Regions from separate parts of the Homo sapiens genome. Here region 1 is linked to region 2. A link is an interaction called in ENCODE POLR2A ChIA-PET data of the cell type or tissue named here. Cell type or tissue: GM12878. All regions are shown on one strand.

Evidence for each region. ChIA-PET counts read pairs that join two places held together with the same protein. Peaks named below come from ENCODE experiments on the same cell type or tissue, not always from the same donor. Only the 100,000 strongest peaks of a DNase experiment are listed, where the experiment ranks them.
Region 1: POLR2A ChIA-PET joins it to region 2 with 10 read pairs; 13 of 35 experiments call an interaction of 5 or more read pairs at or near these places.

Annotation. Positions count from the first base shown.
Region 1 is chrX:19,872,460-19,880,459 of GRCh38, reverse strand. The region is part of intron 1 of SH3KBP1 (SH3 domain containing kinase binding protein 1); the gene reads left to right. Among named protein-coding and RNA genes, the nearest start is that of SH3KBP1, 11 kb to the left of the region's middle. RefSeq lists enhancers at 430-489, 660-709, 4,925-4,974. In GM12878, no CTCF peak of the experiment used is centred here; no DNase peak of the experiment used is centred here; H3K4me3 peaks cover 1,285 bases; H3K27ac peaks cover 3,953 bases.
Region 2 is chrX:19,743,525-19,751,524 of GRCh38, reverse strand. SH3KBP1 (SH3 domain containing kinase binding protein 1) reads left to right here. Exons shown (of 18, transcript NM_031892.3): 3 at 5,084-5,207. Among named protein-coding and RNA genes, the nearest start is that of SH3KBP1, 140 kb to the left of the region's middle. RefSeq lists an enhancer at 3,414-3,463. In GM12878, no CTCF peak of the experiment used is centred here; DNase peaks (open chromatin) are centred at 906, 3,436, 3,736 and 7,934; H3K4me3 peaks cover 525 bases; H3K27ac peaks cover 7,583 bases.

The DNA of each region.
Region 1 (8,000 bases), 130 kb before region 2:
ACAACATTTCCTCTTGTATTAAGTCTCCATCTCCAACTGGATCTGCTCAGCTCCATTGCCCTGGCACATTGCCTGGCATACAGTAAGTGCCATATGTTAATGAATGAACATGTAACCCTTTCACCCAAATACGGTTACAACTTGCAATTCTCCACGACTATGGACCACCAGGAGTGAGTGTGCAATTCTGTAAAGTCCCCTGGGCAGAGCATGTTGACAAGGTCTGTTTGCTGACAGTTCCTGGTGGCCCACACTGTAGTGGGTGAGAAGGGTGATGCCACATGTATTACATGGCTTTAACAAAGAACTGCACATTTTAAGATAGAAAATTCTCTCTGGCAGTGGTTCTGAACTGGGGGCAATTCTCCCCACCAGGGGGACACAGCACTATCTGGAGACACTTTTGGTTGTCACAGCTGGTGGCGGGGGTCAGGGGAGTGGAGAGTCATTCTACTGGCATCTACTAGGTGGAGGTCAGGGGTGCTGCTAAACATCCTACGATGCACAGGCCAGCCGCCCCCCGCACCACCACAACAAAGAGTTATCTGACCCCAAATGTCAGTCATGCTGAGGTTAAGGAAGCCTGCTCTGGGGGAACCCCGGGGGCTTATTAACACAGATGGCTGGAGCACCATTTCCTTACTTCATTATCAGTCCTTCTGGAACATAAGGCTTTGTATGTAACCACAGTCTTCGTTTTATGCACGAACCTACAAGTCACTAGAGAACAGGACTCTTTGGGACTTTCACCATTTTGTTCTTTGAATGGAGAGTGTCTTAACACAACTCTTGCCTCTCTTCCGTTGATACCTAGGTAGTTAAGCTGGGGAGAGGCAAGGGCTTTGGGGCACGAAGTTGTTAAACTTGCTTCTGGTAGTGTTTGGCCCCTGTAATGTTTTGTCTTTCTATTGGGATGTGCTTTTATGTGGGGGGACAGGCGATGGGTCCTCTGCTACTCACATATTGGTCCCTGGCATTGAAGTGCTGGAAGGAGCCTTGGCAGTCATGGCCCATGACATCAGATGATGAGACTGAGCCTCAGAGAGGCAGAGTGACAATGGTCCCCTAGTGGTAGAACCCAACTGCCTTCCAGTATGGAAGAACCAGCCCCGCCCAATTTCTGTAGGTGCTCAGAAAATGTCAGGCTCCTGCTTCCCCTCGTGAGGCTCTTGCTACAGTCTCTTTCCGTAGTAAGTTTTTTATTTTTTATTTTTTGAGACAGGGTCTCACTCTGTTGCTCAGGCTGGAGTGCAGTGGCGCAATCAAGGCTCACTGCAGCCTCGACCTCCCAGGCTCAAGCGATCCTCCCACCTCAGCCACCCAAGTAGGTGGGACTACATGTGCGTGCCACCACGCCCAGCTAATTTTTGTATTTTTTTGTAGAGATGGGGCTTCGCCATGTTGCCCAGGCTGGTCTCGAACTCCTGGGCTCAAGTGATCCACCTGCCTTGGCTTCCCAAAGCATTGGGATTAGGCATGAGCCATCACACCAGGGTGTAAGTTTTTTTTAAACAGATTTATTGATGTATAATTTGCATACCATACAATTTATCCATTTAAGGTGTGCAATTCAATGGGTTTTGGTACATTATTAATTTTATGCTAAAACATGTAACAAAATTTGCAATTTTCACCACTTTTAAGTGTATAGTTATACTGGGTATATTCACAATGCTTTGCAACCATCACCACTATCTAGTTCCAAAACTTTCTTTTTTTAAAATCACCCCTCCCTAGTAAGTTTCTAACTTGAAGGTCAGAATCCATGTCCCCTGGGGGTTCCTGGACCAGCCAGCCAATTTGGAGAACACTTGGAAGCCCAAGGATCCCAGTTGAGATTCCAAAGGAAGATAGGAAAAGGGAAAGCGTGGCTTTTTGTGTGTGTGTGTGTTTTTGGTTGATATTTCCTTGGGAGGCCCTTTATTTTCTCTCTCTCTCTCTCTCTCTCTCTCTCACACACACACACACACACACACACACACACACAAATTAGCCAGGCGTGGTGGCACATACCTGTAGTCCTAGCTACTCAGGAGGCTGGGGCAGGAGAATCACTTGAACCTGGGAGCAGGAGGCTACAGTGAGCCGACATCGCACCACTGCACTCCAGTCTGGGCAACAGAGTGAGACCGTGTCTCAAGGAAAAAAAAAAAAAAAAGGTCTACATCATGGGAGAAAACACTGCAGTGCCAAACAGATCCCTCGAATTCACACACATGGTTGATATCATTCCACGTTTCTTCACTTAAATTCCTTCAGCTGGCAAAGGTCCACCAGCAACCTGTGATCATGAGCACTTGGTTTTCAACTTGATCATTATCTTATGGATAAATATCTTGCAGGCAGTTCTGTAGTTTTCATTAGGGGATGCTTAAGGCAAAAGGTAGCTCATGGGTCTTAACTCTGTGGTCAACTGTGCTTATATTTAGCCTTACAAAGAAAAAACACTAATAACAAAAATCCTGTGATACTTGTCCTAACGGAATACTATCCAGTTGGCAAGAAAAGACCAGAAAAGGCCTCTGCTTACTTCCTTTCTGTGGCCACGGAAGTGGTGGGGGCACTGCTGGAGGCTGGTCCATCTCCAGGTGTGGGTGACAGAGTGGCAAGATGAAGTGCAGTTCAGTTCATACTGTTATTTCTATCTTGGATAAAATACTATAAACATTTCAATGCTTATTAATGACTCATTTGGCATAATAAATTTAAGTCCTTGAGCACCCAAGTACAGCATGTATAGACAGTTTAAACAACCATCTCCTTACACTTGAGCTTCTTACCAGCCAGTATGCAAACACCAGCCCTTGTGTTTTTGCCAGATTTTTCTGGACTGTTCTAGACTTAGAAGACTTGGGGCCATGTTCTAGGTCTGGTCCTCTGGGGCTGCACCAGTTTTAGCCATCACATGTTACCTCCCCATGTGAAAAGTCTTTAATTAGCTTAGTGTCCTGTCTAATTATTCCAGCTAGTTCTTAGGTTTGTGCCTGGAGCTAGACGGAGACGCTTGGCCCTCATTTTGGATGAAGACTGGGAAAGGCCATTCTTGCTCTGCTGCCCCCTCCTCTTAGCCAGCATCTTCATGGACCTCAATTTTCTTCACCAGGGTGTTCTGGGTGCTGTCTTTTGATGAGCATTTTACATAATAGCTTCTCAAATTCACTTGACAGAAGTGACTTCGTAAATGAACTTTGCCTTTCTCCTGTTTTGATCATCAAAACAAAACCAGCAAAAACATCTCTTCACAACTTGACCGAAATGGGACAGTTTTAAACCACTTAGCCAGTGATTTCTAATTACCCCTTTGTTCTCAACAAACTATTAGATGGCAAAGAGAGGTGTCAACTCAAATACAGTAGGTCAATGAGCTCATCTGTGATCCATGAAGCAGGATGGACAGAGTAAGTGTTTGTTAATTGATGGTGATTTTTTTAAAGCTTAATTGCTGCTTTTGGCTGTCAGGAAACAAATGAAAGTAATTGGCTTGCGGAGGGTGGATTGTGGGGGGAAAAGTGAGGTGGAAGATTTCACCAATTGAAGAAAAAATTGGAAAGGGGGAAGCAGTTCACACTGTCTTCATCTGTTTTCTGGGGCATAATGACTACAGCTGCTTGCTTGAGACATTTTTAAAGTTAGTTTTTGGAATAGGTTATATATCCCCAGGATTCGAAATTCAAAAGGTGAAAAAGTGTTTACGGGAAAAAGTCTCCCTCCCATCTCTGTCCTTCAGCTATGCAGTGACCCTCCCCATAGGCTGCTGCTATTTTGTTTCTCAAGTTTTCTTCCAGGGAGCTTTCATATGTATACCAACACAGAGGCATTTCTGTTATTTTCCCCTCCTTTTTTAACGTCCTGATTAATTGATGATGGGTGAACTTCTGTCTAGCTGGGGATTTTCTCCCCCCCGGAGATGTGCATTGGAACGCTATGCCTAGTCCTTCCATCTAGTTTTGATGGAGGGATAGGTGGACTTCGGAAAAGTTCTCCAGGAGACTGCTCTATTGTCCTGAGGCTCAGCTGATCTGGGTTATTAATTGACAGAAACTTTGTCCTGGATCTTAACCCATCTAGGTGTTTTTTTTGTTTGTTTGTTTTTGTTTTCTTGACAGAGTCTCACTCTGTTGCCCAGCCTGGAGTGCAGTGGTGTGATCTCCGCTCACTGCAACCTGTGTCTCCCGGGTTCAAGCGATTCTCCTGCCTCGGCCTCCCGAGTAGCTGGGATTACAGGCATCTGCCACTATGCCCAGCTAATTTTTTTGTATTTTTAGTGGAGATGGGGTTTCACCATGTTGGCCAGGCTGGTCTGGAACTCCCGACCTCAGGTGATCTGTCTACCTCAGCCTCCCAAAGCGCTAGGATTACAGGCGTGAGCCACCACGCCCGGCCTTAACCCATCTGGGTTTTGAACTCAGGAACAGTCTTCCCACTTTCATGTTGTATATATAGTAAGGACTTTCTTCAAATGATAGAAGCCAAGCAGGGCCCGCTAACCTGAGCAAAAGGGATGCTTATTCTGGGGCCACAGGGACCTCTCATGCAACCCAAGGGTGCCTGCTGGAGGAGCCGGACCCCAAGAAGCAGCAGCTGGAGCTAGGTGTGGGCCAGCTGCCCAGTGTGCCCTCTGGCCATGCTTCCTCCCTGTCCCCTTTCTTCTGTGTGACTTGTTCATGGGGCACATGCCACAGTTCCAAATGCCTGTTAAGTGTGACTTGATTTGGTCCCAGTTCCACATTTTTGTTAGTGAGACTGAGCCCACCGGAGCTTCTGTCTCCTCCCACCTCCACCCTCCATATACACAGGTGGCTGCTCCATGCCCACATCCATGGTGGGCGGGAGGTGCTCAGTTCCAGTCCTGGTGTAAATGTTGAAGGAGGGCGCATGGAGGACCCAAATGAAGCCCTGCCCTGTGGAGGAGTGGGTGCTACGGGGCTGCCCTCGGGCCAGGCACTCTCAGTGAGGATGCTAGACCGCCTGCCAGTGTTGGCATTCATTTTCCCTGCCCTCCTCTTGACAAAGGAGTGACTGATGTGAGGCCGTGTGGCCTCTTCTGTGCTCTAGCCATCCAGGATGTTCATTCCATCCTCACAGAGTCCCTTCTATGAGGCTCCCTGAGGAAGGGCCCTTGTCGGAGCCGAGAACAGTTGTGCTTCAGAGTAATGGGGCTATTTTAATCCTTTGAGCTCCTGAACTGTGTGACTAAGCTCCATGTCACCTATTGAGTTGGCGGCCGTTAAAAAGTGTGTCTGTGCCTCTGGGGGCCCTTGGATGGGTTGGTGATAGCATGCCATGGGGGAAGGGTACAGTTGTGACATCGTCTGGCGCTTTTAGGGAACCTGTGGGTTTTTAAATGGAGGAAGAGATGTAGACATTGTAAAAAACAGCCACCGCCTGACGAGTTAACCCCTGAGGTAGAGATGCGCTCCAGAAAGCGGGCAGGGGGCTCTCGCCCTAATGCCTATCTCCTCCCTCCTGCCTTCTCCCCCTCTTTTTCTCCTCTCTCTCCCCCTACCTTTTCTCTCTCTGCTCTTTCTTCATCCCCTCACCCTTTCTCTCATCCCTCACTCCTCTTCACCCTGTCTCCCTCACTTTCTCTCATCCAGATCCATCTCCCCTACGCTCTTTGTCCCCGCATCTCTCTCCCATTCCCCTGCACCCCCTCTCCCCTTCCACCCTCTTTTCCACACCCCTTCTCCCCACACCTTCTCTTTCCCTCTTAGTCTCTCTCCCCGCATCCTCACTGTCCACCCCCAGCCTCCTGACCCTCCCCACTTCTGCTCTCCCTTCCTCTCAGCCCCTCTGTGTTTTGCCCCTTTCTTCCCAGCCCGTTCCTCTTATTTTCTCTCTTCCTCACCCCTCCTCTCCTGGCCCCTGTGTCTTACCCTTCTCATTGCCCACATCCCTTCTCCACTGCCCCCTTCTCCACACTTCCTCTCCTGTTCTTACTAAGCCCTTCTTCCTTTCTTCTTCCCCCTCCTGCCTCTCTTCTCTCACCCCTCAACACCTCCACACCCCCCCACTTTGCCCCCCCAACTCTTCCTCTCCTCTCTCCCATCCTCTCATCTGCCCCCAAGCCCCCTTTTCTGTCTCTCTGCCCACTTCTTTCTCCCCCGACCCCAGTTCTCTCCCCGGAACCCCACTCTGGCCCCAGTGCCCACTCTCCCTCAACCCCTCTTCTCTCTTGCACTTCCTCCTCCTTCCCACATTCTCCCATTTCTTCCTTCAAACCCAGTATTGCTGCGTGCCTCAGATTTTCAATCCCACAGGGCAGGAAGAGCCAGGGACAGGGTTACTGGCCTTCTCCATCCCACAGCCAGCCATGGGTCCCTACTCTAGAATAACTGTGATTTTTATTTTAGTGTACTTCTTTTAGAGTTTTATATATATATATATATATTTTTTTTTTTTTTTTTTTTTGAGATGGACTCTCACTCTGTTGCCCCGGCTGGAGTGCAATGGCATGATCTTGGCTCACTGCAACCTCTACCTCCCCAGTTCAAGGGATCCCCCCGCCTCAGCCTCCCGAGTAGCTGGGATTACAGGCGCACACCACCATGCCTGGCTAATTTTTGTATTTTTAGCAGGGACAGGGTTTCATTGTGTTATCCAGGCTGGTCTCGAACTCCTGGCCTCAAGTGATCCACCCACCTCAGCCTCCCAAAGTGCTGGGATTACAGGTGTGAGCCACTGTGCCTGGCACTATTTCTTTTTTCTTATGAACTCCTCTTACTATCATTCCCAAATATTTTGGTGTATTTCTTTTTAGGTTTTCTTTATTTTTATTTTTATTTTTTTTGATAGAGTCTTGCTCTATCCCCCAGGCTGGAGTGCAGTGGCATGATCTCGGCTCACTGCAACCTCTGCCTCCTGGGTTCAAACGATTCTCCTGCCTTAGCCTCTCGAGTAGCTGGGATTACAGGTGCCTGCCACCTCGCCCGGCTAATTTTTTGCATTTTTAGTAGAGACAGGGTCTCACCATGTTAGCCAGGCTGGTCTCAAACTCCTGACCTCGGGTGATCCACCCACCTTGGCCTCCCAAAGTGCTGAGATTACAGGTGTGAGCTACCATGCCCAGCCAGGGTTTTTACTATTAATATATACTTGTTGCTATATGTACATGTATTTTATATATACATGTATATATATGTATATGTATATATATATATATATATATACATATATATATATATATGTCCTTGTTTTTTCCACTTCATAGTCATCTTTGAAGCCAGTGTTTTTAGTAGCTGAATATTTGAGTTCATGCATCTTAATTTATGTAACTATTTCCCTGTCATTTGAGCATTTAGGTAGCTTCTATGATCTTGATATTATATAGACGAGGATGTGATGGACATATGTCCCCTTTCTATCCTGTAAGGAAATCACACTGTAGGCAGTGTGGCATTTTATATCCATTCTTTATCTCCATAGATGCCCAAATGACTGGACTGGCCCCTGATGATGAGAAGGAAGAAGAGTTCAGTCCAAGGGAATTGGCACATGGGAATTGGCAGGGTACTTGTCCTCCATGTGTTTGCTTTCAGTTTTAGTTCTAGAAACTCTGTGTTCATATGGCTTATCATCCCTTTTATATGTGCTCTGTGTGTGTGTGTGTGTGTGTGTGTGTGTGTGAGAGAGAGAGAGAGAGAGAGAAGAGAGATGGAGACAGATCAACTGATACTTCTTTTTTTTGAGACAGTCTTGCTCTGTCGCCCAGGCTGGAGTGCAGTGGTGCGATCTCGGCTCACTGCAAGCTCCGCCTCCCGGGTTCACGCCATTCTCCTGCCTCAGCCTCCCGAGTAGCTGGGACTACAGGCGCCCGCCACCATGTCCAGCTAATTTTTTGTATTTTTTTTTTAGCAGAGATGAGGTTTCACCGTGTTAGCCAGGATGGTCTCTATCTCCTGACCTCGTGATCCGCCCGCCTCGGCCTCCCAAAGTACTGGGATTACAGGCGTGAGCTACCGCACCCGGCCCCAACTGATACTTCTAAAAGCAACTGCATG
Region 2 (8,000 bases):
ATATTGTCTTTAAGCAAGCAAAATCATTGCTGATTTATATATGTGGGCAGTTATGTATGCATTTCCATGAGCCCTCATGGCCTGTAATTCTGGTCCAGGGTGTGGCCTCTACTACTGAGATTATAGGACCCAGGTTCTTAACAAATGGCAAAAAAACACGGGCCTGATGGTCAGAAAGTTGCAATTAAAGACGGGGGTCTAGGAACCCCCAGTCCCAGGAAATCCAGAGTCCCATGACCTGGATCAGAACCTCGGAGAGCTCCAGGTACTTGGCTGTTGGCAGATATACAGAGGCAGGAGTTGCTCTAGTTCCAAGCCAACCCTCCTCTGCAGGAAGGAGCTCTTCTATGTGGATGGATAATAAGGGACTTCAAAGATTTGGGCCTCAATAGTCTTGGGCTTTATAGGTAAGGTGATCTGTTACATCACTTAACTGTGGAGGGAAGCTAAGGTTTCCACTGGAGCCACAGGCTGAGTGGTTTTGAGTCTCCCTCCTATAGTCATGCCACTGGTTCTTCTTAGGAGGTGAGATGTACTAGGAGAGCTCTGCCTAGAAGGCTCAGAGTTTGGTTTCATGGCCAGCTCTGCCCCTTGCTAGCTTTGTGGCCTTCATCTGATCTTGCATCTTCTCTGACTGGGTCTCACTATTCTTATGTATAAAAATATATGTTTGGCAAAATCAGTTGTTTTTTTTTTTCCTGACAGTGTTGTTGTTAGGAACAAGTGAAAAAATAGCTGCTAAAGCACTTTAATTTATAAGCCTTTGCCAGTGTACAGTTGTATCATTGCTAGCATCATCACCTATTTTTAGAGCCTGTGGATAGGAATCCATGACGTCAGGATTCTGTGAACATAAGGTGTTGTCCAAGCAGTGCACCATCCCCCAACTTATATTTGCATGGTAATTGGTTCTGTGGGGTCAGCATGCATGTCACATATTTTTAGTCAGAAGCAAGTACACAGAGACTTGTGGTTTGCTGTTCAATTTGAAAAGTGTTTGAATGAAAGCTTGTCCTGTGGTCTTTTGGAAGTAACTGGAGATTTCTGTAGGGACTGACAAGAACAACAGACGTTTGAGTGTCCATTTTGCAGAGGCTAAACTGGGAGGGGAGAGATTGTAGGCAGGAAGACATGATTATAATCCAGGCAGTACTCCAGGAAACAGTGGTTAAGAGATGAGCTCTCGCCTGTAATCCCAGCATTTTGGGAGGCCAAGGTGGGCGGATTACTTGAGGTCAGGAGCTTGAGACCAGTCTGGCCAACATGGCGAAACTCTGCCTCTACTAAAAAACACAAAAATTAGCCGGGTGAGGTGGCACGTGCCTGTAATCCCAGCTATTCGGGAGGCTGAGACATGACCATTGCCTGAACCCGGAAGTGGAGGTTGCAGTGAACTGAGATCACGCCATTGTACTCCAGCCTGGGCAACAGAGTGAGACTGTCTCAAAAGAAAAAAAAAATGAGAGAGATGAGCTCTGAAGCTAGACAGGTTGAGTTCCAATCCTGGCTCCTACTTGTCTGACCTTGAGCAAGTTTGCTTAGCCCCCTGGGTCTTGTGTGGGTGTCTGAGTAGGGCCATAGTGTAGATTAAAAGTTGCAGTCCAGGTGAAGCTCTTAGAGCGGGGTTTGGCACATGGTAAGCACTCAGATGTTAGCTGCTATTCATGTGGGAGTCTTCTATTCATTTTATTGTGGTAATATATGTAACATAAAATTTACCATTTTAGTTATTTTAAGTGTACAGTCAGTAGCATTAATTACATTAGAATGTTGTGCAACTATCCGTACTATCTATGTCCAAAACATTTTCACTACTCCTGAGAGAACCCTTTAACTATCAAACAGTAACTTCCCATTCTGCCTCTCCCAACCTTTCAGGTAACCTCTAATCTACTTTCTATCTCTATGAATTTGCCTATTCTAGATATTTCACATAGGTGGACTCATACAATGTTTATCCCTTTGTGTGTTTTATTTCACTTAGCATAATGTTTTCCAGGTTCATCCATGTTGTAGCATGTATCAGAACTTTATTCCTTTTCGAGGCTGTATAATATTCCATTTTGTGGATATACCATATCTTGTTTATCCATTCATCTCTTAATGGACACTTGGGTTATTTCCTTCTTTTGGCTATTATGTATAAAGTTGCAGTAAACACTGGCATACAAGTTTGCCTTGGGGGCAAAGCTTTCAATTCTGCTGGGGTCCCTGCTTTCAATGCTTTTGAGTATATACCTAGAAGTGGAATTGCTGGATCAGATGGTAATTCTATATTTAACTTTCTAAGGAGCTGCCATACTGTTTTCCACAGGAGCTGCCCTATTTTACATTCCCATTAGCAATATACAAAGATTCCAGTTTCTCCACATCCTCATCAACACTTGTTTTCTTTTAAAATTCTAGCCATCCTAGTAGGTACGAAAGGGTATTTCATTGTGGTTTTCATTTGCATTTCCCTAATGACTAATGATGTTGAACATCGTGTCACATGCTCATTAGCCACTTGTATGTTTTCTTTGGAGAAACGTCTATTCAAGTCCTTTGCTTGGCATTTATATTTTTTTCCCTTTATGTTTTTAAGATACTACAGGAGGACAAAAAAGAAACAGATTGAGAAAGTAGATGCAGCCAGACTGGGCGACTGCTTAGATAGGGGGATAATACTGAATTTTCTACTCTGGGTAATTGGGTGGATGATGGGGTACCAAAGAAGACAGGCTGCCCTTTCCTGGGAGAAGGGGCAGGTTGGAGAAAAGGTATTGGCTTTGGGTGGGGCTGCATTGAGCTTGGGTGTTATCCAGGTGGGGAGCCTATAGAATTAACTGCCACGGCCATGTGTCCGATTGGTTTCTCTGAAAAAAATGCAAGACATATTTTAGGTTTTGTCTCCTCCCTGCTTCCACCTAAAGAAGCAACTTAAGCAATTCACTCATCATTCAGCTTCTCTATTTGGCAAATGTGAACAATTACTGGGGGAACAATGGAGTCTGGAATTTATGGGCCAGCCTCTCTCCTGGTGCCAGTTTCTCAGCCCTTCAGCACCTGCTCTTGATCAGACCCAGTCCTTCCTAGCCAGCTGCTCCCCACGTGCTGCTCTGAAGCATTGGGGAGTAGGGGTGAGCCTTCTTGAGAACCATGGCTTCTGAGGCTTTCTCCAGGGACCACCCCAGCCTCACAATGCTGGCGCTGCTTCTCCCACCCTTCCCCGGCTGCATGCCATTAGCAGTTATTGCTAAGTAGACACTTGCTATGTCGTCCTCAACCCACTGACTTTCTCTGAGTTACTCCTTGGCAAAGTTGGGTGTTGTGCTCTGTTGTGTTACTGCATCACGTTGTGTCTAGGTGGGGAATTTGCACGTGCACAGTCATACCCACACTGCGATGGAAAATGAGGTTTGAGCAACTGTTCTTCCCCCAAAGAAGCAACCGGTGAGGAAATGAGCCCACTTGGTGGCTTGTTGTCTTTACTTTCAGAGCCAGAGCAGGCTGGCAGCCATCACCAAGTTAGCATCCTGTCATGTGGCTCAGGCGGGCAATGTTTGCAGATTGTCCCCTGATGCCATCTGCCTGTGAGGCTACAGGAACCCCCAGCAACTGCTGCTCTAGCAGGTGCTGGGGCTGCTGAGGTAGGTGTCCGTGTACATATATTCAAGCACACACAGCTTTGTGTGGTGTGCAGAGGTACCGGTGTTGGGCTAGGGCTGAGCTTCGCCTAGTTAGGCCTCTGGGACGCCAGTTGAAACACTCAACCTAGCAAAGCGCCAGCCCCAGTTGTTGGTTTCCGGTGGGGCCCTGGTGAGGGAGGAAGAGAGGGTGAGGCTGCTGTGAACAGAGGCAGCAACTGGGGAATTGGATATGGTAACTAACACACTCTTGAGTGTGCAGGAAGCTGCGGGGAGTGGCATTGTTTTGACAAACTTTTGTTGCTTTCTTTCTGCCTCTGCCCTCTGCTCGGGCCTAGTCATGGCCCTCTACCCAATTTAGCATCTCTGTTCCTTCCAGCGGGGAGCCCATCCCCATTTCTTACCTCATGGGCTCTTTTTAAGGAGCGCATTCCTCATCTTTGAGCTCTTCCTGCCATTCAGCCATGCTTTGGGTCAGCCCCTAAGCTTTCACTTTTCCCCAAGTTACTGTGATTATGGATTCAGACAAGCCTAGAAAATCCTTACTCCTTTGGGGGGAATTCCTGTATACAGACTTATACTTTGTGAGTCACTATTATCTTGGTCTAATAATGCTTTTTAAAACAATTATGTAAATTATTAAAGCAATTTGAAATAATTATATTAGCCATCAGATTTCAGAAATCTAGATCTTAATGGAGCTTTGATTAAGAGTCTACCTAGAGCAGGGGTCAGCGAACTTTTTCTGTAAAGGGCCAGATATTTTAGACTTTGATCTCTGTTGCAGCTACTCAGTTCCGCTGGTGTAGCATGAAAGCAGCTGTACAAAATACTTAAATGCATGAGTATAGTTGTGTTCTAATGAGACTTTCTTTACAAAAGTGAGTGGTGAGCTTTCATTTGCTGACCCCTGATCTAGAGTGATAAGCCATCCTTATTTTTTTTCTTTGTCAAGAGTTGAAAAGCCAGAGGAACTTGATGACTGTAAATGCATTAGAATCATCTTCTTTTGGGTTTAGTATCCTTGTGAGCACAATGGTAATTTGGGAATATGCTTCTTTAAATCTCTGTTGAGAAGAAGATAAATCAGAAGGCTTTTTAAGGGGGTGAGTCTGCTTGGCCAAAGCTTGTCATTGTTTAACAAGAACAGGCTGTCACTTAGAGCTGTATGGTGGCTTTTATGTTTCACTCATTCTCTTTATAGTCACATGGAATGGCCATAGTTACATAAGGTCGCCTCACCATACTGGGGCTTATTCCACTTTATAGGACCAGGTGCTTTTCTAATAAATGTAAGAAAACTACAAAGATACAGAAAATGGTGTTTTTAAAACATGATGTTATGCTAAGTTGGCATTGCTATAGTTCATTTCCAGAAAGATGGAGCTTAAGATAGTCCAAGAGGCATTCTAAAGTTTCAAACTATAATCTTGTTTTCCTTTTATCTGTCCTCACAGGAAATAAAGAAAGAGATGAAGAAAGACCCTCTCACCAACAAAGCTCCAGAAAAGCCCCTGCACGAAGTGCCCAGTGGAAACTCTTTGCTGTCTTCTGAAACGATTTTAAGAACCAATAAGAGAGGTATGGAAAAGGAAAAAGAGGTTCCCTCCCTGCACACAAACAAAAGCTGGAAACTTCTGGTGAACTGTGTCAAACTTTATATTGCTGAAAAATTGAATAGAGTTTGTCCTTTTGGTTTTTGGTATATATTTTGGATACACACATACATACTTGGCAAGTGACTATATGTATAGTAACTGTAATAAAGGGAACTAATAAAAATATTTTTTGACAGTGGGAAAGTAGACTACATTTGTAAATGATGATTTTTCTGGAGCTGTAGATTTCACTTTCATATCTATTTTTATGGATGAAAGGTGAATTTAGAGAATGCTGTGGTGCAGGCCTGAGCCGTGTGTCTGACCGCACTCTCCCTTTAATTTAAGGCAAACCTTATCAAGTTATTTCTCTCTCCAACTGCTAGGCTCCCTAGCGCAGACCCTGCCTCTCTGAGTTTGTGAGGCAGAATGTGCAAAGATATAGCTAACACATCTGTCTGACCAGAAGACCTTTAACAATCTTGTTTTCTCTCTTTTGAGACCTCAAGGCAGATTTTCAGGTATCAGCTTGTTGGAGTTTTGTTTTTTCTCCCATCCCCTCTTGGTGATAATTGTTTGAAATAATGTGAGAGAGAATAGAAGACTGCAGAGACGACCCCACTCAATTTTATACTGTGAGCACACTAGGGTCCCTCCGTTTTTCCTGACCTTGGACCAGCCAGGGCACATGCTGAGCATGCCTGTAGGTTAGCGCTTGGCTGCCAGCTTTTAGTGGGCTTATTACTTCCTTAAAGAGAAATAGAGAGCTGTTTGAAAGCAGGCACAGGAACTAGATTAGCAAAGGGTTCCATTAACCAGAAAAAAAGAAGGCAAGTTTATATAACCATGGGGAGGAAGAACAGCTAATCTTTCATAAAATTTAGACAGGATAAGAATTTGTCCAGTAAACTGCCCATTGATCATAGCTTTGTGCCTCTCTTCCTTTCTGTCTCTTCCTCTACTGCCTCCAGCTGCCCTGGGTTACATTTCCCTTTTTGAATTATTCAGATCAAATATTGGCTGGAGGCCCATGTTGGTTAGCAGCTATAGGATTTTCTTTCTTTTCTCGTTTTGTTAAATTCATCCTACCAAAGCAGGGGATTTCCCATTTTAAGAATTAAGTGCCCTTTGCTGTAAAACTACAGTCTTGCCCAAAAGTGCCTCCTGCATTCTTGCAAGTAAGCTCTCAAACTCCTGAGACCTGCATTCATTGGATTTGGTGAGGTAGAGTTCAGTGTGTGTTCTTTCTGCACTTTCAAACCAATGAGAAGGAGCCCTCCCATTCCTCCACCTGCCTCTTGGGTCCGCGGGCACGGCAATTGCACGCATGTTGACCAGCGGCAAGGCCTCTTTGGCCAGCCATGGTTTTTGTCAAGTCAGTAAGAGATTTAAAGTAATTAATTAATTTAACAAGATAAGGAATTAATTAAGGTAAGGAATTGAGGTAACTATTTGGATGAGTTTAGTAAAATTACCTGAGAACTTTAAATCAACGAAGGAATAGAATTTTTCAGATGATTATCTCTTCACCACTGAAAATCTGGCCTCTGAGTTCCCCTATGGAATTTTTCATTCACCAAAAATTGGAATGCAGAGGGATGGCTTACTGCCTTACATTCCATTTTGAAAGCTTTCTGCCTTGGACCTGCAGCCTGGTTATGGCCAACCTTTCATTCTGAGGCATTTTATATGTGGAATCTGCCGGTGGTTGTGGGACCTGAGTACATGGAGGCATTCTGTAAATATGAAGTCTATAACAAATCATCTTCATTCTGTCCGAGGCTTCACCCTGACCTCCTGGGTCACCTGGGCGTAACATAAATTTCCAGCTGAAGGGAAGCATTGTGTACCAGGCCCAGGGCTGCCTCTGGCCCTCCCCCACCAGTCAAGACTACCAGTATTCTGCTACCCCTTATAATAAACAGCGGGGGTAGATTGATTGGCCTTGTCAGGCCAGATAAATAGTTCATTGTACTGAGCTCAAAAGCTACATTTTTTTCCCACCCAAAATCAATGAAAAAAACACTTTTTTCCCCCCTTAAAACAAGGATCAGAGGCTAAATCTGTGGGATGATTCTAGTTACTTGTAAACACTTCGGTCCAACTAATTTTTAAAGTTTTATGAGTTACCATAAGTGACTGAAGGGGCCTCCTTCCCCTTTGTTTCCATCATCGAGCTTTGTCTCCAGCAACCTTTCGGATGTTTTGGTCTATTACTGTTGTTGTGGCTATTAGGGAAGGAAGTTGCTTTCAGGATTTATTAACAGCCTGCTTTGATTGGCTAACATGGGATCTTAGAGGATATGAGTTGAGTCCACCTTGTGATTCAGTCTTGGACCCTTGTAAGAATTTAATAGAATGAACACAAGTTCTCTTCCTTGAACTTGATCAAAGATGAGATGACTGTTTTCTGTATATGGACCTTATCATTTGATACATGCTTGAAGTTGGATTAATAATGAAAGATTGACATCTATTTCTATCATGAGTCTGAAACTGAACCACTTCATTGGGTCCTGAACTTGAGATAGTCCTAGCTGAAGAAGTTTGCCCAATTGTGTCCAGCTGTTTTTGCGTCTTGTGACATGCCTCACTTTGCAGCAACTGCAAACAGGTAGTAGTCCCTCACGTTGTGGGATGAGCTCACCCTCCCCAGACACCTGCATAAGGTCAGAAGACATCTTGGGTTTGAAGGAAGCTATTCATAGCCTTGAGAAAAAGCCAGGGCTATGGAAACCTTAGTTTGGGGACTGATTAGTTTCACTTTTCAGCTTTA